Linked DNA regions of Homo sapiens: region 1 is linked to region 2. A link is an interaction called in ENCODE POLR2A ChIA-PET data of the cell type or tissue named here. Cell type or tissue: MCF 10A. All regions are shown on one strand. Links, peaks and the distances in the headings refer to the core of each region. The heading gives the core; the rest is flanking DNA. Region 1 overlaps CTPS2 (CTP synthase 2). Region 2 overlaps CTPS2 (CTP synthase 2).

Evidence for each region. Peaks named below come from ENCODE experiments on the same cell type or tissue, not always from the same donor. Only the 100,000 strongest peaks of a DNase experiment are listed, where the experiment ranks them.
Region 1: POLR2A ChIA-PET joins it to region 2 with 5 read pairs; 1 of 35 experiments calls an interaction of 5 or more read pairs at or near these places.

What each region holds. Positions count from the first base shown.
Region 1 is chrX:16,636,979-16,647,999 of GRCh38, reverse strand. CTPS2 (CTP synthase 2) reads left to right here. Exons shown (of 19, transcript NM_175859.3): 14 at 8,757-8,853. Among named protein-coding and RNA genes, the nearest start is that of S100G, 7.7 kb to the left of the region's middle. In MCF 10A, for the core only: no CTCF peak of the experiment used is centred there; a DNase peak (open chromatin) is centred at 4,619.
Region 2 is chrX:16,687,553-16,698,573 of GRCh38, reverse strand. It overlaps CTPS2 (CTP synthase 2), which reads left to right. Exons shown (of 19, transcript NM_175859.3): 4 at 238-338; 5 at 5,087-5,203; 6 at 5,350-5,433; 7 at 6,954-7,034; 8 at 8,973-9,124. Among named protein-coding and RNA genes, the nearest start is that of CTPS2, 20 kb to the left of the region's middle. In MCF 10A, for the core only: a CTCF peak has its summit at 3,286 (motif pointing right); a DNase peak (open chromatin) is centred at 3,293.

The DNA.
Region 1 (11,021 bases), core at 3,340-5,839, 52 kb after region 2:
CTCCCGAGTAGCTGGGACTACAGGCATGTGCCACCATGCCCGGATACATATATATATATTTTGTGTATTTCTTGTAGAAAAATACAACATGGGTTTTGCCATGTTGCCCAGGATGGTCTCCAACTCCTGGGCTCAAATGATCTGCCCGCCTCAGTCTCCCAAACTGCTGGGATTACAGGCGTGAGCCACTGCACCTGGCCTATTTTTTGCATCTGAAGAAATGATTTTAATAACTATATGTCATCTTAGTAACGATATAGGATGAAAGATAACATGTTCTATATAATACACCCATATATTACATATGACGTGTGTATGTATATATAAAAATTATCTCTAAGAAAAACTTTTGGAGCAGTATTGGTTAATAGTCTTCTAGGCTACAAATCTCTTCTTTCAAGGGACAACTTCTGATTAGAATCAGCCCAATGCGGCCGGGCACGGTGGTTCACGCCTATAATCCCAGCACTTTGGGAGGCCGAGGTGGGCGGATCACCTGAGGTCAGGAGTTCGAGACCAGCCTGACCAACATGGAGAAACCTCATCTCTACTAAAAATACAAAAATTAGCCAGGCGTGGTGGTGCATGTTTGTAATTCCAGCTACTCGGGAAACTGAGGCAGGAGAATTGCTTGAACCCGGGAGGTGGAAGTTGCGTTGAGCTGAGATCCTGCCATTACACTCCAGCCTGGGCAATAAGAGCGAAACTTTGTCTCAAAAAAAAAAAAAAAAAAAAAAAAAAAAAGAATGGGCCCAATGCTGCCTATTGTCAGAATTTATACTTGTAGCGAATGCTAGCAAAACTTGAACTTGAAAAACAGCCTGTGCGGCTTCTTAAGTTTTTACTTGCTCACTTCTACCAGTCACATCTCTTGTCTCTTATTTTTCTCTTTACCCATAGACTTAAAAGCATGAGGGTAAACTTGCACTTGGAAGCATGAAAAATCCACTAATAGATACTCTTGTGAAACATTAACTAAAAATATATGGAGACAAGTGATAATTACAGGGTGTGTTCACAAGAGTGCGTTTTGAAACCAGAGAAGGGGGGAAACGACAGGCACAAGGGTGGTAATGGGAAAATGGAGAGGCAAAGGTTATTTATCACCTCACTGTTCAATTGTTTGATCTTTGGACAGGCTTAATTTTTCCTAGGAAAGCCAAGAGTAACATATTTTAAGAGCTCTGGGCACCACAGGCTTCTGTGGGTTATTCTGCTTGAAGGTGACAGCATGCAATGTCTTGAAAAGCACCTTCAGGAAGAGGGTACAGTGTTAGTACCTGGTCCCTGCAAAACAAAATGGGTGTGAAATGCTATCCATGGGTTCTTGTTATCTTTGATCCTGAAGTTTAAAAGAGACCTTGAATACTCAAATGCTGCTTTCCCAGAAAGTATAGCTTGCTTGTCACCTGACCTGGTGTCTACCTTCCCTGGACCTTCAGACAAAGTTCACTTCCAACCTTTGCCTGGGCTGTGAGGCTCACTGTCTTTTGGGTCAGCCTGTGCTCACCTTCAGCAGTTGAGTTCCCAGAGGTCTCCTGACCATAGCCTGTGCTTCTTGAGTGCGTATCTTTACTATGGGCAGTGTGCTGACCTAGGCACCCAACTCCCACGGCCTCCTTAAATCCTTGCTGCAACTTTATGAAGTGGATGCTGTTGGTCCCCCCAGTCTGTAGAGACATCCAAGGACCTGCTCAGGGTCACACTGCTGGTCAGCAGTAGAGCTGGGATTCAAGTTCAGGCCCAGCCTGCACCCTCAACCACCGTGCCACATGCCCCTCCCAGGAGAAGGGCTTCTCTGAGGACAACCATTGTATGTTAACATTAGGACCACAGGTAGTATCACACTTAAGTGTTAGGTTTACATCTGGAGGTATAAGAAGGTTCTTTTTCTGAGGTGTAAGAAAGTTCTTTTCCTGATGAAAATGATATAGGCCTTTGTCTGTTTTGCACTGCTATAACAGAGTACCTGAGACTGGCTAATTTATAAAGAAGAGAAATTTATTTCCTCACAGTTCTGGAGGGTGGCTGGGAAGTCCCAGATCAAGGTGCTGGCATCTGGTGAGGGCCTTCTTGCTGTGTCATCATGTGGTAGAAGGCATCACATGGGTGAGAGAGAGGGAAGGGGACTGAACTCATCCTTTTACCAGGAACCCATTCCCATGATAACTAACCCATTCCAATGATAATGGCATTAATCCATTCATGGGGGCAGAGCCCTTATAACTTAATTGCTTCTTAAAGATTCCACCTCTCAACACTGTTGCACTGAGGATTAAGCTTGCAACACATCAACTTTGGGGAATGCATTCAAACCATAGCAGCTTTCTTTTACTGGTGGGGAAAAAAACAAGTTTAAAAGACTGGAAAAATACATACGTACTTATGGGACTGCTCATTGATTTCCTCATTGTAGATTCCATTCTCACACTACTTGGTGACACAGCAGCGCAGGTTGGAAGCCAGAAATGGGAAATAAACTGCTTCAGGTTAGAGGCAGGACTCTGTCAGGCAGGACTGGGCATAGTGTGTACTCGGCCTCTGAGTAGGGCACCACCCCTCCCTTCCCGTCTGCTGAAGAGACTCACCTGCAACTTGGGACATCCATGAGTATCTCAGACACCCCTCTGCTACTCTGTGGCCCACTGACCCATCCCTTAGTCTCCCCTGTTAGTTTTTAATACACTTAAAACACTGTGAGATTCCAGGCCGGGTACAGTGGCTCATGCCTGTAATCCTAGCACTTTGGGAGGCTGAGGCGTGTGGTTCACAGGGTCAGGAGATCGAGACCATCCTGGCTAACACGGTGAAACCCCGTCTCTACTAAAAATACAAAAAAAAAAAAAAAAGTTAGCCGGGCATGGTGGCGGGCGCCTGTAGTCCCAGCTACTCAGGAGGCTGAGGCAGGAGAATGGCGTGAACCCGGGAGGCGGAGCTTGCAGTGAGCCGAGATCGTGCCACTGCACTCCAGCCTGGGCGACAGAGCAAGACTCCGTCTCAAAAAAACAAAAAACAAAAAACACTGAGAGATTCCATTATTGAGTACTTGATCTGAACTTGACACTGTGTCGAACTCCTCAGTGGAGATGGAAAATAAAAAGATCTAATCCTTGTGCTTGATGAGCCTACACTTAATTTATGAGAGGAGATGCATTTATGAAATAATAGAGGAAGTTAAAGCTGTTTGTAGTAAATAACGGTATTAGATTCCTATGGCTGTTGTAACAAATTACCACAAACACAGTGGCTTAAAACACATATACATTTCTTCTGGAAGTCAGAGATATAAAGTGGGTTGGCAGGGCAGTGTTCCTTCTGGAGGGTGTACGAGAGAATCCATTTCCTTGCTTTTTCCAGCTTCTAGAGGCCACTTGCCCACGGCCATCCTCCATCTTCAAAGCCAGCAGCATAGCATCTTCCAGTCTCTCTGATCTCTGCTTTGTGGTCATATCCCCTTTTCTGACCCTGACCCTCCTGCCTTCCTGTTTTAAGAGCCTTTGTGGTTACAATGGGCCCACCCTGATAATCCAGAATCTTCCCTTCTCAAGAGCCTCAATTTACAGGCTGGGCATGGTGGCTAATTCCTGTAATCCCAGAACTTTGGGAGGCCAAGGCTGGAGGATCATTTGAAGCCAGGAGTTCCAGACCAGCCTGGGCAACATGGCGAAACCCCATCTCTACAAAAAAATACCAAAAAATTAGCCGGGCATGGTGGCATGCACCTGTGGCCCCAGCTACTTGGAAGGCTGAGGTGGGAGGATCACTTGAAGCCAGGAGTCAGAGGCTGTAATGAGCTATGATCATGCCACTGCACCCCAGCCTTGGAGACAGAGTGAGATCCTGTCTCAAAAAAAAAAAAAGATCCTCAACTTAATCACATCTGCAAAGTCCCTTTTGCCACAGATTCATAGGTTTCAGGGACTAGGATGCGGATATCTTTAGGGTAGGGGAGGCATTATTCAGTCTCCTACTATGAGTTACTGAAAATGAATTGATGATGTATAGGTTATTTATTTGGTAGGCTGAGCATAACAATGGCATTAATTATGAGGCAGTAAGGGGAACTGGAGGGGGCCCCTAAAGCATGAGGAATGGGAGGGAGAAGGTATCTTGGGAAAAGTAGAGAAGGAGGTGGTCTGTGTGTAGTATGGTGGTGGGTAGGAGAGTGGAGGTGCCATTGACAATGGCCCCAGCTAGCTGTGGTAGAAGCTACAGGTTCGAATACATGAGGAGGGCATGGCTAGTCTGGGCTCCTGTGTGAGGTAGGACCTGAGAGCCACCCAGAAGAGTTTAGGTTTAGTCTGTAGTGATGGAGGCTGCTGGAGCTAGCAGTGCAACCCAACATTAGGGAAAGTAATGCTGATGTAAAACTGCTTGATACTTTATGTACAATTTGAATATGACTTAGAATCAAAATCAGAATCAGGCTTGAAAACCTAATGAGCAGTAGGAAAGGAATGAATTGGAGAATACTTGTAAAGAATACTAGAGGAGGCCGGGCGTGGTGGCTCATGCCTATAATCCCAGCACTTTGGGAGGCTGAGGTGGGCGGATTGCTTCAGCCCAGGAATTCAAGACCAGCCTGGGCAACATGATGAAACCCCGATGCTACAAAGTGGAAAAAAAAAATGCTAGAGGAAATTGCTGTATGTTGCCTAAGAGTCTGGAAATAGAAATAGCTGCTGGTGAGTAGGCTTTCCCTTTGTCTCCAGGTGAAATATTCAACGATGAGGAACAAAAGGAAAGCTGGGCTTACCAGGGTAGGTCAGGTAGGTCCAGTCAGGAATTTCACTGTTGCTAAGAGAACCTAACTCCTGTAGACTTTGTTGTTTAAGGCACCTGGGATGCTGTAAAGTCTTGAACTCATTACACTTTTATTATGGGCTGCAGAAAACATCAGTAAAGGTTAATTAGTGCCATATTTATCCTTACATGCTGATTTTACATCTCCTAAAGCTTTATCACTTATTGATCCTTTTTTATTTTTCTCATACTATATGGCTCAGTTCCAAGAGAGGACAAATCTGGGGATCAGATGACAGCCAGTATTTAGGCTGAATTAGAGGAAGCAAAGGCAATCCTTTTGCAATGGAAGATGCGTTTTCCTTTCAGATGCAAAAATCTAGAGTATTTTGGAAATGTTGGTGTTAAATCTAAAGCATATTTGAGATTATTTTCTTTAACCACCCCAGTAACAATAAAATAGATATGTTTTGAAACTGTGATGTTCTCCTGTCTCTCAGGCTTTTAGTGGAAGGAATGCAAGGAACAAAGACATTTTTGTTAATTTTTGCTGCTGAATCAGGTTGCTTATAACCCAAGAGGCAGCCAGCCATCATCATCTTGTAGGATCCAGCTTGTAGGATCATCTGATAACTCTGCAAGGCAGCTGGTGTGTCAGGCTTGGGCACCATAGTCTCTGCCTTGCCCTGACCTTCCGCTTCCTGAGTGTTGGGGTTCCACCAGCTGGTGCCTGGCAGCGTTCTTTGCCTGAGTATGTGATGGTGATTCCCAGATGAGATCTCCTAAGCTAGGCCCACACAGAACCTTCCTGTTCCCTCCCTCCATCAGCGACTTGCCTGTCAATTCTCTCCCTGCTTTTCTCCTTTCACTGATGTTCAGGGCAACATTTGGTACTGGAGACCTATTTTCACCTGCTTCCCACCTCTTCTCTAGCATTTTTTGCCTTCTCCACTGGTTCCTACGCTAGCATGTTTTAATCAGAGGATCACAGTGGCATTTATACCTTGGATTTTCTTTCTGTGCTATCATTTCAGGAGAAGGTAGCGTTTATTACTTCTGAAAACAGCAGGGATAATGTGAACTAATACCCTAGTGTAAGGCCTAAATACTACATTTTACTCTTGATGACTTAAACTTGTATTTTCATTAGTAAAATACGATGTGCAAAGTTTAAAAAGCCAACAGTTCTGAAAAGCCTATAATGACAAAGTCATTAATCCTCACTCCCTCTGTACCACTCTTTAGCTTCTTCTAGCTCTTTCTCTGTGTTTGTCTCCATGTTGCTAAATAATCTCATAGTATTCTTTGAGGACTTTTTAGACTTCTCCCGCTTTGTTGAAGGAGTTTTTAATGCTCTTAGGCAGCCCCTATGCCCACTGCATTTTCCTTCTCTCCCCACCTCCCACCCCTACACTTGACTTTTGGAAATATTTTCTGGTCTTCAAGTGTTTGTCAAGTTCATCCCAAGTAAGCAGTAAGGCAGATTTCCTGTTCTTTTTCTTTTCTTTTGTTTACATTTTTGAGACAAGGTCTTGCTCTGTCATCCAGGCTGGAGTGCAGTGGTGTGATCATAGCTCACTGCAACCTCCGCCTCCTAGGCTCTAGCAATCTTTCCACCTCAGCCTCCTGAATAGCTGGGACTGCAGCCTGTGCCACCACACCCAGCTAATTTTTGTATTTTTTGTAGAGACCATATTGTCCAGGCTGGTCTCGAACTTCTGGCTCCAGTGATCTGTCTGCCTTGGTCTCCCAAAGGGTTGGGATTGCAGGCGTGAGCCACTGCACCTGGCCTCCTGTTCTTAGTTGGCTAATTTTACTCTAATCTCAATGCTTCATACCAGAATATTTCTTGAATACCAACCTTGCCAGTAACTGAACAAACTACATGTAAAGACTCTTCTTGGGTATTGGGTATTGGGACCCAACACAGTGAGGAAGACTGAAGAGTCGTAGTGCACTTCTATCAAGAAATTAGGGGAGGTTATCCCTGTAGTCTGCCTAGATGGTTCAGGTTGTCTGAAACTTAAATGGAAGTTGAGGCTCTGAATACACGTAGGACTTCTGAATCTGTGGCAGGTGGTGCAGTCTTACCTGATTTAGAGAATACATAGAGAGGCCAGGCATCTATGTGCAACTCAGCTTCATCGGCCAGAAGTGAATGCCCTATCTCACCTCACTCCAGTAATACTTAACCTAGCCATAATTAGCTAACCAAAGATAGGAACAAGATGCCAAGGCCAAGAGCACTTGAGAATTGAGCAGTCCATCTAACAAGGGAGGTCATCGAGTTTCTTCTCCACCCTTTCCCTGAAGTAACTCTTGGAGCAAGCTTGGGACACTGTGTTCAGATGGCTCGGAAAGTTCTGGGGCACTGATAAGATCAGACATTTTGTTGGGAATTTTTTACCTCAGAAAATTCCAGTTGTCAAAGATTCCTGTAGAGCAATATGTGGCAATTACGGTATGGGAAAAAAACAACAACAACAAATGAAAGGTTTTATGAGAGGGAAGCTCAAGCAATTCCATTAGAACAGGTCGACTCACCCAACTGTAGTCTGTTCTAACAACTTTAAAAAAGAAGATGAGATGAAACCATGAGATCGTAGTGAACAGAACTGAGAAAACAGATGAATTACGAGACTCACCAGGATAGGCTTTTCATAAAAATCACCTGTTTCTCAATTTCTGCAGTGCGATTGTGATCATAAATATAAAGCCACTCCGGCTCTCAAAGATTGACTGTCTCTCCCACAAAGCACTCGCCAGACACAAACTGAGAGAAAGGCAGGGATGGGGAAGAACCTCGTTCTGTGAGGGCACAGAGAGAGGACCCTGACTCAGCTATGGCTCCCAGAAATACCAGCTCCTGGAGTGGCTGATGTTGGATAGTGGAGCTAAGATTTCAGGGTTAAGCATGGTTTCATTTAGGAAAAGAGGGCAGAGGAATGGGAGGAGATTGTCCAGGCAGAGGGCACAGTGTGGGCCAAGTCGCCACGGCGGGAGGAAAGGAGATGCAGTTGAAAAACTCAAAGAACCAGCACTCAGGGTGAGAGGGGCAGGGAATATAAGATAAGGCTGGACGGTTAGGCTGGCCTGATACCATGAGGTCAAGGGTTTCAAGCAGGAAAAATGCCGCACTAAGATTTGCTGTGTGAATAGACCACTCTGCCTGCAGTAGGTAGGGTGTGCTGGGGCCATGGGAATGTTGAGTGGCCAGTCAGTGAGCCATTGCTGTAGCCTGGGAGAAGGCTGGAGAGAAGTGGATGGATGCGGGAATTCTGGAGGGGATAAATCCACAGGACTTGACAGAGTGGCTATGAGGGAGAGGGAGCGATCAAGGGTGCCACTTAAGTTTCCGACCTACAGAGTGTGCTAGACTGGATGATACTTCTTTCTTTCTTTTCTTTTCTTTTCCTTTTCTTTTCTTCTTTCTTTCTTTCTTTCTTTCTTTCTTTCTTTCTTTCTTTCTTTCTTTCTTTTCTTTTCCTTTTCTTTTCCTTTCTCTTTCTTTCTTTCTTTCTTTCTCTTTTTTTGGAATCCCTCTAATGGTTTTCTATAAATAGGTTCTTTTGGTATACCTTTCCACAGTACAAGTACTGATAGATTTGCTTATGGAAAATCTTTAGGGAATGCACTGGGCAGTGGGGGAAGAGGGTTATCATGAAAGATGTGAACACCGAAGTGGGAGGCCTCAGCAATCCAGATCTCGAAGTGTGAGGACTACTTGGAACTGATGGTTTGAGTAATGGCAGGAGGGACATCATCAAGATGCTCCTGATACATTGTTTTATAAGTGATTTAAATGAAAGATGAGAAGCAGATGGAAAGGAAGTACAATGTGCAGTGTGTCTATGTCATGCCTGTATTTGAACATGATCGTTGGAAAGACTGATCAAATGTTATAGTTTAGGGACCATGCTTACCCAATGATCATTCCTTTAAACGTAAAGCTTGAAATTTGGGAAATGACATTTTTACAAGATGGCAAAACTGGACTTGTTTTGTTTTCTAAGGTGATTGATATGCCCGAGCACAACCCTGGCAATTTGGGAGGAACAATGAGACTGGGAATAAGAAGAACTGTTTTCAAAACTGAAAATTCAATATTAAGTAAGTTTCCCATATTGTTTATTTTACAAGATGTTGGATGTGGCTCATGTGACTGCAGGTGCCCAGCACTCTGGGTGGTGGAGACTCCCCCTGCCCCTTCCAGCATCCTCGGAGGGCCCTGATTCTCTCTCTTCCCATCTCCCCTGCCCTCACTGACCCTCTGCTCTGGGCATTCTTCTCCCTAGTAAGCTTGTCCCTTGGGCTGGCCTCAGTAGAACACACTGAATGCCCCTCCGCATTTGATCTGCGTGACTCCCTGTTCATTGGGCTGTTTTGTGAGTTACCGATGCTCCTGGAGATGAACTTGGACTGGGACTTGGACTGATTCACACTCAGTTCTTTTGAATCCACAGTTCTCTCCATTACATTTGAACCGGTTCCCTGTTTAATGTCTGTTTGCCTGGTCTTAGTGACTCACAAATGAACTTCCGAGTAGGAGGGCAGTTATGCACCTCAGAAGCGTATTTCTCTGTTCCCTGGCAGCCCCAGTGTGGGGAGATGGCTCGCCATTTGATATTTGCTGATCTTTCCACTCCCCATAAGGTTAATTCTAATTTCTGTGGAACTTTTTCATAAATTAGCATATTATATAAGAATAACTTATTGTTTAAAACAAACTAAAGCCTTTAATTCAATTTAATAAATGTATCTTGAGTGCCCACTCTGTGCCATGTGCAGATATAATAGTGACCAGGACAGATACCAGCCCTGCCCTCCTAGGGCCTCAAAACAAGGGGAAGAAATGTGACAAAAGGGGAAGGCAGATTGCTAAGGGGACCGGATGCAGAGAGGGAGCTCAGGAATTGTGAGTGTTCAGTGTCATTTTCGTGAAATTATAAGAATCCCTTAGAATCCTGTGAAGTTATAAGAATTCTTTTTTTTTTTTTTTTTTGAGACAGAGTCTCGCTCTGTCACCCAGGCTGGAGTGCAGTGGCACGATTTCGGCTCACTGCAAGCTCCGCCTCCTGGGTTGACGTCATTCTCCTGCCTCAGCCTCCCGAGTAGCTGGGACTACAGGCGCCTACCACCGCGCCCGGCTAATTTTTTGTATTTTTAGTAGAGATGGGGTTTCACAGTGTTAGCCAGGATGGTCTTGATCTCCTGACCTCATGATCTGCCCGCCTCGGCCTCCCAAAGTGCTGGGATTACAGGCGTGAGTCACCACGCCCGGCAAGAATTCTTCAGAAAAATGCCTTCTTAACTCAAGAAAGAGTAAGACCAGAAATATGAGCTTTTCCTTTAAAGATGAATATAAACCTTCTAAGGAATAGAAAGCTTCCTAGCCAGAATGAAATTAAAAAAGGAAAGGCTTCAAAGTGAATACAGTTTCCTCCTTTCTCTGCATAAAAAGCCATTGTTCTCTAAGTCACTAACATTTTTCCTTACACATACTATATAAGAACTTTTTTTCTTCATGAATGTTAGCAATTCTGTAGCTTTCAGGTGTCTTCAGATTCTATGAAACTTTGTTCAAGTAATTGCCTACGTGACAAAAAATGGTTGGTGAAAAATTAATGTCCTAAAATTATATCTATTGAGAAAGATTCAGTGATAATTGTACTAAGTTTTTAAAAAGAGCATTGTACTCAATATAGTTAAAAATTTGATAGATATAAGTCTGATTTAAGATTTTTCTTGGCCAGTCGCACTGGCTCACACCAGCACTTTGGGAGGCTGTGGCCGGCAGATTGCTTGAGCCCAGGAATTCAAGACCAGCCTTGGCAACATGGGGAGACCCTGCCTCTACAAAAAATACAAAAATTAGCCTGGCATGGTGGCTCATGCCTGTGGTCCCAGCCACTTGGGAGGCTGAAGCGGGACGATCACCTGAGCCCAAGAGGTTGAGGCTGCAGTGAGCCATGATGGTGCCACTGCACTCCAGCCTGGGTAAAAAAGATTTGTTTTTCTTAGTGCTGGATGTGGTGTAATGTGCCTGTAGTCCCAGCTGCTTGGGAGGCTGAGGTGGGAGGATTGCTTGAGCCCAGGAGTCGGAGACCAGCTGGGCAACATAGTGAGACTCCGTCTCAATTTAAAAAGTAAAATTTGTTTTTCTTCACAGTAGACATAAAAATATTGATGATTTGATGATTTTCATGAATCTTAAACACAGCAGCAAAGCTTGTTTTGAAAAATTTTGAAAACAACTTTATTGAGATATAATACATCAT
Region 2 (11,021 bases), core at 1,868-4,367:
ATCTTAAAAAAAAAAAACAAAACAAAGCCAAAAAAACCAAGTAGAACTGAAAATGTCACAGTCCCTGCGCTCTACAAGTTCTAATTCTTTTAAAATTGTTGCGTTTTTTTCTTTTCATTTTCCAAAAATATGTCAGGGTAACTTGCCAGGTGACTTTCAGGTGATTGGGGAGGCCTAAAGCACATTCTTTTCTCATGAGCATGGAATAAACTTTTGTATTAATACTTCTTTCTACAGTTGTCCCTCACATTACTGATGCTGTCCAGGAGTGGGTTATGAATCAAGCCAAGGTGCCGGTGGATGGTAATAAGGAAGAGCCCCAAATATGCGTTATTGAGGCAAGCATAGAACTTTCTTTATAAAATTATATCCTGCTGGGTCTTTGAGCATCTGATCTTCATTTATTTGACAAATACTTACACACGCCCTCCTGAGTGCTGGACACTGGGCTAGGAGGTGGGGTCACAGCAAGAAACAACATAGATGGCTTCTGTCTTTGTGGTCACAAGTGAGTGGGCAAGATTGGCATTAGACAGACAATCACACCTACTCCTGGGTGGACGTGCAGTGATCTGCTTGTGGAGACTGATCAGCTGCTGATAAAGTCAATGTGAGGGCCTCTTCTGTGCCGGGGCCTGGGATGGGCACAGTCTCTGACCTTGGGGAGCTTGCAGACAACCCTGTCTACACACAACAGACTGCATTCTAGTGCATACTATTTGAAAAGTATTTCCGAAGTGCTTTGGAAGTGTAAAGAGACACTGGGTTAGGGAAGTCAGATGGTAGCGGTGATAAGTGATTAGTATCAGCTGTTTAAAGAAAGAAGCTAGTGGCTGCGCGAGGTGGCTCATGCCTGCAATTCCGGCATTTTCAGATGCCAGGGTGGGAGGATTGCTTGAGTCCATGAGTTTGAGACAGCCTGGGCAACATGGCGAAAACCCGTCTCTACAGAGACTACAAAGATTAGCTAGGCATGTTGGTACGCACCTGTAGTCCCAGCTACTTGAGAAGGTGAGATGGGAGGATCTTTTGAGCCCGGGAGGTTGAGGCTGCAGAGAGCAGTGATTGCACCAGCACTTCAGCCTGGGTGATGGAGCCAGACCCTGTCTTAATTTAAAAAAAAAAAAAAAAAAAAAAAAAAGTCGTATTTGAACTTGCCACTTGTTTACTTCCTTCACCTTGTTCCCTTCCTCTCCACGTGCAGAATGACAATAACATCCATATCCTCCTCCTCTAAATGTCAGTTGGCTTAATTGCCGGGCGAAAGAGCAGAATAATGACCAATTTGGTTCTTAGAGTCAGGCTGCCTCAGTTTGTATTTCTGCAGTGACCCCTGAGCCACGTATAGCTCAGTGATTAAGAGTCTGGAGGCAAACTGTCTGGGTTTGTAGCCTAGCAAGGTCACTTATGGGGAGGAGGGGGTGACCTTGGGCAAGTTTGCTCAACCTCTCTGTGCCTCTTTAACTCATTTAACTCATTTGTAACTCATTGTTTTGAAGATTAAATAAGTCTCTACACTTAGTGCTTAGAATGGTGTCACAGATATAGTAAGTGCTTAAAAATTATTAGCTATTATTAAGATGCCTGTATGACTTTTGGAAAATTCTCACAGTTTCAACGTCCTCATTTGTAATAATGTAATAATATAATATTATAATAATAAGATAATAACAGGATTGGGGATTAAATGCAATGTATCAGAGCACTTTGCAATGTCTGGCATTTAGGAAGTGCTCAGTGAACATAAGTTAGCTATTATTATTGTCATCAATGTAAGTGTTAGCAGATATCATGATATGTAGAAGATCCATTTTGTTAATAGTAGAACTGATAAAGTTACTGGCTATTTATTTTTTATAGATAGGGTCTCGCTATGTTGCCTCGGGCTGGAGTGCAGTAGCTATCCACAGGTGCGATCAAAGCCCACTGCAGCCTCAAACTTCTGGGCTCAACCAATCATCTTGCCTCAGCCTCCCAAGTAGCTGGGACTACAGTGTACCACCACTATGCCTGGCAAATTTTTAATTTTATTTCTTATTCTACCCTTGAATTGACTTGTCTTCACAATGATTAATTTAGCACTTAATATGTACTAGCCCTGATGATAGCTGCTAAGGATGTGAGGTTGAGTGTGATCTGACTCCTGCTCTCCAGGAGCTCATTGGCTGGATTTTAAATTTCATGGAAACAGGGAAACTGACAAACAGAACCCCTTCTCCGTTATAACCCTGATGTTTATATTTGCTTATTGGATACTAGTGGTCAACCATCCTCTTTGGTTGATTGTAAGTTGTGTTCAACAGTTGTGTCTGTGCACCATTTAAGCTTTTGAAGAAGGACTGCCAAAGCTGATTTTTAGTTTTAATCATAGAGGAGCTGTTGAAATGTCTTCAAAGCCATTTTTATGAGTGAGACCTCAACTTCTCATACCAGTGGAGCTGACAGGTTTTATTTATATTAGTACGAGTTATCTTGGCATGAACCTGAAATAATTTATGCTTGTCTTAAAGGAATAACAGTTTTCTTTCTTCTTGTTTATTTTCCAAAAAAGAAGACTCAGCCAAGTGTGGTGGTGCAGGTCTGTAGTCCCAGCTACTTGGGAGGCTGAGGCAGGAGGATCATTTATACCCAGGAGTTTGAGGCCGCAGTGAGCCATGATCTCACTACTGCACTCCAGCCTGGGTGGCAGAGCGAGACTCTGTCTTTAAAAAAAATTTAAAAAGGGCCGGGTGTGGTGGCTCACGCCTGTAATCCCAGCACTTTGGGAGGCTGAGGCGGGTGGATCACGAGGTCAGGAGATCGAGGCCATCCTGTCTAACACGGTGAAACCCCGTCTCTACTAAAAATACAAAAAATTAGCCGGGCGTGGTGGTGGGCGCCTATAGTCCCAGCTACTCAGGAGGCTGAGGCAGGAGAATGGCGTGCACCCAGGAGGCGGAGCTTGCAGTGAGCCGACATCGCGCCATTGCACTCCAGCCTGGGCAACAGAGCGAGACTCCATCTCAAAAATAAATAAATAAATAAATAAAAATAAAAAAAGAAAAAGAAAAAAGACTTTCATTAAAGACAAAGGCAAAAACAACTTTGCACATCTCATAAATTTGCTGCTGCTTCCATTTCAGCATAAAGTATTGTTATAGGTGATATTTTCCCTTTTATCTGGGGCAACAGTTAACTTCAAACTATTCCAGTAGTAATATTGAAGGTTTCTGAACACGATAATGTGGGTGACCTAGAGGTATGGTAATGGGAACTTCTGAATTAGCAGGGAGACTGTAGTACCGCTGCTGACCACGTGAGGGCAGAAGCTGATAATGTTTGAAGTTGGCCTCCTTTTGGCATTCACTATTATTGACCCCCCAGAGAATCCCCATCAAAACACAAGATGGAAGCACACGGTTTAGTTTAAGTGCAGACCTCTGGTTTTCCTTAGAAAAAATAAATGATTTTCAAAAATTAGATTTTGGTGCCTTGTATTTAGTGGGTACTTACACTCACTTCACCCCTGCCAAGTTCCTGATTGCATGTGATGTTTTCATTTCGTTGAGTTGTTGTTGTTGTTGTTGTTGTTTTTTAAAGAGACAGTGTCTTACTCTGTTCCCTAGGCTGGAGTGCAGTGGTATGATCATGACTCACTGCAGCCTGGACTTCTCCAGGCTCAAGCGATCCTCCCACCTCAGCCTCCTGAGTGGCTGGGACCATAGGCGCCGTGCCGCCATGCCCAGCTAATTTTTTATGTTTTTGTGGAGGCAAGGTCTCACTTTGTTGCCCATGCTGGTCTCAAACTCCTGTGCTCAAGTGATACACCTGCCTCCCAAAGTGTTGGGATTACAGGTGTGAGCCACTGCACCCAGCCCTGGCTTTGGTTCTGCTGTAATTTTGGTAACAGGTACTAGAACACTGTTCCTTAGGGCTTATATTGAATTTCAGGACCTTTCTGTCCTGGCCCGACTACTAAACTAAACCTCCAGTGCTGCATGCAGGGTACTGGGCTCATGCCCTCATGGGGCTTACAGTCTAGTGGGGTAGAGAGCCAGGAAACAAAGACGGAAATGAAATAGAGGCAACTTGTGCTGAATTCCTAGGATGGGTACAGTGCTGTGACAAGGGCTAGTGGGATATAGGCTGCTTTAGGTGGGGGGTCAGAGTCTGCCCTCCAAGGAGGGTCAGAGTCCGCCCTCCAAGGAGGATGCATCTCTCTTGGACTGGAGGATAAAGAGGTTGCTGTAGATGAAGAAGGAGGGTAGGAGGGCTTAAGGAGCAGGAAGGAAGAGCATGGAGTACCCAAGAGGCCAGCGGGGAGGGGACCAGATGGCATTGGAGACTCAGTGCAAGGGCCAGGTCCTGAGAGCCTTTTGTTGGCTGCATTAAGGAGATTTGATGCTAGTTTTTTGTTTTTGTTTTTGTTTTGAGATGGAGTCTCGCTCTGTCGCCCAGGCTGGAGTGCAACGGTGTGATCTCGACTCACTGCAACCTCTGCCTCCTGGGTTCAAGCGATTCTCCTGCCTCAGCCTCCCGAGTAGCTGGGACTACAGGTGTGCCCCACCACGTCCAGCTAATTTTTGTATTTTTAGTAGAGACAGGGTTTCACCATGTTGGCCAGGATGGTCCCGATCTCCTGACCTGTGATCCGCCCGCCTCGGCCTCCCAAAGTGCTGGGATTACAAGCATGAGCCACTGCGCCTGGCCTTATTGTTAGTTTTAATGAAGCAATGGGCTACTGAAGAGTATACACGTGGAGAAATCTTTTTTGAAGTTTTATTTTTTATTTTTATATTTTTTCAGAGAAAGGGTCTCGCTCTGTCATCTAGGCTGGAATGCAGTGGGATGATCATGACTCACTGCAGCCTTGACCTCCTGGGCTCAAGTGATCCTCCTGCCTTGGCCTCCCAAAGCGCTGGGATCATAGGTGTGAGCCGCCATACCCAGCCACAATTTAGTGATTTTGAACGTATTTATAAACCTCTGTGTAACCATCAAACTTTAGTTCTCATGCTCGGTTTATTAAGAACTCTTTTTATTAGCTTGTGTACTGTGGGAGATGTGTGGTCATTTGTGTCTTTTTTTGTTTGTTTTCCATTCCCAGCTGGGAGGCACCATTGGAGACATCGAAGGAATGCCGTTTGTGGAGGCGTTTAGACAATTCCAGTTTAAGGCGAAAAGAGAGAATTTCTGTAATATCCACGTTAGCCTTGTCCCACAGGTGGGCTTTCCAGATAAGTATGTGGACAGCAACTTTGATAAGTTTTCCTATGATATTCTATGTGTCCTGCATTTGAAAGTGGGGCACCATTAATCATCCATAGGAGCTAGTGTCCAGTGTGCTGACGGGACCCCATTTTTTTTCAGCTCAGTGCTACCGGAGAACAAAAAACCAAACCCACCCAAAACAGCGTCCGCGCACTGAGGGGTTTAGGCCTGTCTCCAGATCTGGTGAGTTGAGGACAGTGGGTAAGTCTATCCTGAAGGTCTCTGGGAGCAGGACCTTCACTTCTTTTTTTTTTTTTTTTTTAATTTGAGACGGAGTCTTGCTCTGTCACCCAGGCTGGAGTGCAGTGGTGCAGTCTTGGCTCATTGCAACCTCCGCCTCCTGGGTTCAAGCGATTCTCCTGTCTCAGCCTCCAGAGTATCTGGACTACAGGCACATGCCACCACACCTGGATAATTTTGGTATTTTTAGTAGAGACAGAGTTTTGTCATGTTGGCTAGGCTGGTCTTGAATTCCTGACCTCAGGTGATCCGCCCGCCTCAGCCTCCCAAAGTGCTTGGGATTACAGCCAAGAGCCACCATGCCTGGCTGCCCTTCACTTCTTTATCTTTATCATCATCTAAGTCCTTTCTCATTCTCAAACGGCTCCTGTGACAATGAGGTTTTTCTATCTGGGAGCCGGAAAAGGCTTATTCCCTTAGCCTCAAGTGTTGCTTCAATCTGTTCTTCCCTAGGCTCTCATTTGATGGGCCACATTGATAGTTGGGCAAGTGTGATGTCCTGTCATTTATATGATTCCTGGATTCTTTAGAATGAAGGTGAAACCTTGGGATTTTCCTGTGACCCTGCTATCAATGATAACCCTGTGATGGGTTATCACTGCTCTTTTTTTCTTTTTGAGACGGGGTCTGGCTCTGTTGCCCAGGCTGGAGTACAGTGGTGTGATCTTGGCTCACTGCAACCTCTGCCTCCTGGGCTGAAGTGATTCTCCCACCTCAGCCTCTTGAGTAGCTGATACTAGAGGTGCACGCTACCACAGCGCACTAATTTTTGTGTGGTGTGTGTGTGTGTGTGTGTGTGTGTTTGTAGAGACAGGGTTTTGCTATGTTACTGAGGCTGGTCTCGAACTCCTGGGTTCAACCAATCCTCCTGCCTTGGCCTCCTAAAGTGCTGGGATTGCACCACGCCCAGTCCGCTGCTCTTATTTTTAGTCTAAACAGTGATGTGTCCTTATAGCAGGTGATCCAGTCATCACCAGTAGTCTCTGTCAGAGGTTGACAAATAACAGCCCACAACTTGCTTGCCTGTTTTTGTAAGTAAAGTTTTATTGGCATGCAGTCACACCCATTCATTTACATATTGTCTGTAGCTGCTTTCACACTGCACCTCAATTGAGGATCAGGACAGTGACTGTGTCACCTGCAAACCTAAAATATTTCCCATCTGGCCCTTTTGAGAAAAAGTTTGTTAACCCCGATCTAGCTCTTTTCTTGTAGTTAATGAAGCAACACTTGTGAGCCTGGACTCTGTTCACCAGAGACGTCTCGATGTTTCGAGTTCTTACTGATACACTTATGCTGAATTTGATTATACTTATATTAGTGCTCAGACCAATTTCTAATAGTCCAGTGGAATGTCCAAAGTGAACAAGTACATACTTGGCCAAGTTTCTTGTAAAAAGAAATGAATGTGGCATCCTGCTGAAAGTGAATCCTGTTTGCTGAAGCATAACTGGCTTTGACAGATTGTCTGCCGAAGTTCAACGCCCATTGAGATGGCCGTGAAGGAGAAGATTTCTATGTTTTGTCACGTGAACCCTGAACAGGTTGGTGCTGCTCTTTAGATTTTATTGTCTGGCAGGCACTTCTGCTGATGCCAGTGTTTTGTACCTCTTCAATGATCATATTACTTTTCACGGCATTTATGCAAGCACTGGGGAACCCTGATCCAACCATGATTCCCTAGCCCTTAAGTGAGATAGGATGCATGTTTCTTTGCATGATCACTCAACTTATGTCACAAAACCAGGGTGGGCTTTCTTTTCTTGAGACAGAGTGTCACTCTGTCACCCAGGCTGGAGTGCAGTGGCATGATCTCAGCTCACCGCAACCTCTGCCTCCTGGGTTCAAGCAATTCTCTTATTTTAGCCTCCTGAGCAGCTGAGATTATAGGCATGCGCCACCACGCCTGGCTAATTTTTTTGTATTTTTAGTAGAGATGGGGTTTTGCCATGTTGGCCAGGCTGGTCTCGAACTCCTGACCTCAGATGATCCGCCCGCCTCAGCCTCCCATAGTGCTGGGATTACAGGCGTGAGCCATCGTGCCCAGTACCAGGGTGGGTGTTTAACTCACAGTCAAACCTCTAGAGAGAGAACCACATGAAGCCTACTTATCATCTCTTTATCTTGTGTTTCCTTCTGGAACACTTACTGCTTTCACTCATTTCTCCTCTCTACCTGTGGCAGCTTAAGTCACCCCAAACACACGAGCACGTTGACATTCGCACTAGCTCTTCTGACTCCATCAGTGGGCTCAGTTGACTTCATTGGTACAGAAACTGTACTGTGATTTGGGCTTAGGTTCTCTGCTCTGTAGGGCTTTCCACCTTGGTATTCTGATAATTCGCTTTTCTTTTTTCTTTCCTTCTCTCATCTCTGTCTCTTGATTCCAATAAGGCTTGGTTATAAGGGATTGGAGTTACCTATAGTTTAAAGAGAGTGATATAAATGGTGCTCAGGAAAAGGGTGAGGTTTGGCAGAAATCTTTTCTTCAGATTATAACTCTGGGTTCTCTGAAGTCTAAAAATGATCAAATTGAATTTTGGCATCTTGGAAAATAGTCTGATGGAGAGCCCCCTGCCTGATGCCTCAGAGTCATTGCCGAAGTCTGAACTACTTTGAAAAATGTGATGGCAGATTGAAGGGACACTTCTGCATCTGTATGTTGATATGTTGTCATGCCATTTTGTTTGCGTCCAATCTTTTTTTTTTTTTGAGACAGAGTTTCACTATTGTCACCCAGGCTGGAATGCAGTGGTGCACTCTTGGCTCAGTGCAACCTCTGCCTCCTGGGTTCAAGCGATTCTCCTGCCTCAGCCTCCTGAGTAGCTGGGATTATAGGTGTGTGTCACCATGCCTGGCTAATTTTTGTATTTTTAGTAGAGATGGGGTTTCACCATGTTGGCCAGGCTGGTCTTGAACTCCTGACCTCAGATGATCCGCCTGCCTCAGCCTCCAAAAGTGCTGGAATTACAGGCGTGAGCCACCACACCTGACCTGTCCAATCGTTTTGTGTACACTTCTTTTTTTTTTTTGAGATACAGTCTTGCTCTGTCACCCAGGCTGGTATGCAATGGTGCGATCTCGACTCACTGCAACCTCCGCCTCCTGGGTTCCAGCGATTCTCCTGCGTCAGCCTCTTGAGTTGCTGGGATTATAGGCACATGTCACCATGCCCAGCTAATTTTTGCATTTTTAATACAGGTGGGGTTTCACCATGTTGGTCAGGCTGGTCTCGAACTCCTGACATCAGGTGATCTGCCCGCCTCGGCCTCCCATAGTGCTGGGATTAGTTTTCTAATTAAATGAAGCTAACCTTGTGCAAATTCTGATGCTAGCTTTGGTTGCTGGGTTTTTGTGTGTGCGTGTGTGTGTGTTATATCAGTGTAAATAAACTGCCAGTCTCTGCTGAATTTTGTTTCATTCTTGTGGTGGCATATTTGAATAGATCCATCTAAGTATGGTGATTTCTCATCGCCACTTAGGTCATATGTATCCATGATGTTTCTTCCACATACCGAGTTCCTGTGCTTTTAGAGGAACAAAGCATTGTGAAATATTTTAAGGAGAGATTGCACCTGCCCATCGGTGATTCTGCAAGTAATTTGCTTTTTAAGTGGAGAAATATGGCTGACAGGTAAGCGAAAGGAATTACTTGTATAATCTTTAATAATTTTTGAGTTTGGGGGTAGAACTAAGACCTACTTGAAAGGGTAAGCGTGTGTATTTGGCATTTTGCGTGTGCACATTTTGGTCTGGATATGTCTAAAGATGGAGCATACTGTTGCGGTGCTTTGCTGTATTATTTGAAGATTTCTGGAGCCTTTGATTTTGTTATACATAAACCAAAGTGAATTAAAGGAATTCGAATTCTGGAAGGAATGTTTTTTTAGCTCTGGAAGGATTCTGATTTATTTGATTTATTTGCTAGTTCATTTTTTAGTTTCTGAATATTTAAAATTTTTTTTTGTTTGTTTTCTTTTTTCTTTTTTGAGAGTCTTGCTCTGTCACCCAGGCGGGAGTGCAGTGGCACGATCTCGGCTCACTGCAACCTCCACCTCCTGGGCTCAAGTCATCCTCCCACTTCAGCCTCCTGAGTAGCTGAGACTAGAGGCACACACCACCACACCCGGCTAATATATATTTTTTTTTTTTTGTAGAGACGGGATTTTTCTATGTTACCCACACTGGTCTTGAACTCCTGGGCTCAAGTGATCTGCCCACCTTGGCCTCCCAAAGTGCTGGGATTATAGGCATGAGCCACCATGCCTGGCCTTAAACAGTTTTAAACTTCACAGGTTTTTTGTTTTGTTTTGTTTTGCTTGTTTTTAAGATTTGGCTAACTTTTCCTAAAGAAAATCATTTTGGATGGGAACTTTTGGCTATGCTAGTTTTGTTTCATCCTGCATTCATTAACTGTTCAGCATAATTATTAAAACTCCTGATGGATTCTAACTTTCAGACAAGTATATTAATTTAAGCAAAGTTTCTCTATTTTGAAGTTATATGAAAATTAAGCTGTGTGCAGTGGCACTTACCTGTAGTCTCAGCTACTTGGAAGGCTGAGGTGAGAGGATCACTTGAGCCCAGGAGTTGGAGGCCAGCCTGAGCAACATAGCGAGACCCTGTATCTTAAAAAAAAAAAAAAAGGGAAATTAAGTCCCTGTCACTTGTTTTCTTTTTTTTTGAGATGGAGTGTCACTGTGTCGCCCAGGCTGGAGTGCAGTGGTGCGATCTTGGCTCACTACAACCTCTGCCTCCTGGGTTCACGCCATTCTCCTGCCTCAGCCTCCTGAGTAGCTGGGATTACAGGCGCCCGCCACCATGCCCAGCTAATTTTTTGTGTTTTTAGTAGAGACGGGGGTTTCACCATGTTTGCCAGGCTGGTCTCGAACTTCTGACCTCAGGCGATTCGCCTGTCTAGGCCTCCCAAAGTGCTGGGGTTACAGGTGTGAGCCACCGCGCCCGGCCCTGTTTTCTTTTACTAAATGTAGTTGAGATGGGACTTCTTGGGCAGCTTAGGTGAGCGCCAGTAGGTGCAGCTGTTACGTATGTAGGTTCTGGACTCAAATCCTGGCCTCTTCTCTTACCAGCTGTGTGAGTTTGGGTGATTACTTAACCTATCTAGGCTTTTTTTCCCTTCTGTATATAATAAGGGGATACCAGTGCCTACCTAGTGGCAATTATGAGAGGAAACCTTAAAGACTTAACATTGAGTCACGTACTATAATAAGTATCGGTTGCTGATGTTGGTAACCATAATTAAAATGATGGTGACAAAATTACTGACCCTTGGTAGATGACTAATCAGATTGAGGCTCTCTTGCTCTTTCATTTACAATTTTAAAAAATGCTTTAGATTTTCTGGGGCAAGTGGAATCAGGAAGGAAGAGCAGTTTCTGAGCTTAGATTCTCTAAAACCCTTGCTCTCTAGAGTGCTTAAAGTGCCAGTCATTTCACAGGAATTTTCTAAGTAGCTTGGGGCTGATACACTTTAAGCACTAGAAGTTTTAATATTTTAACTCTTTTTATTG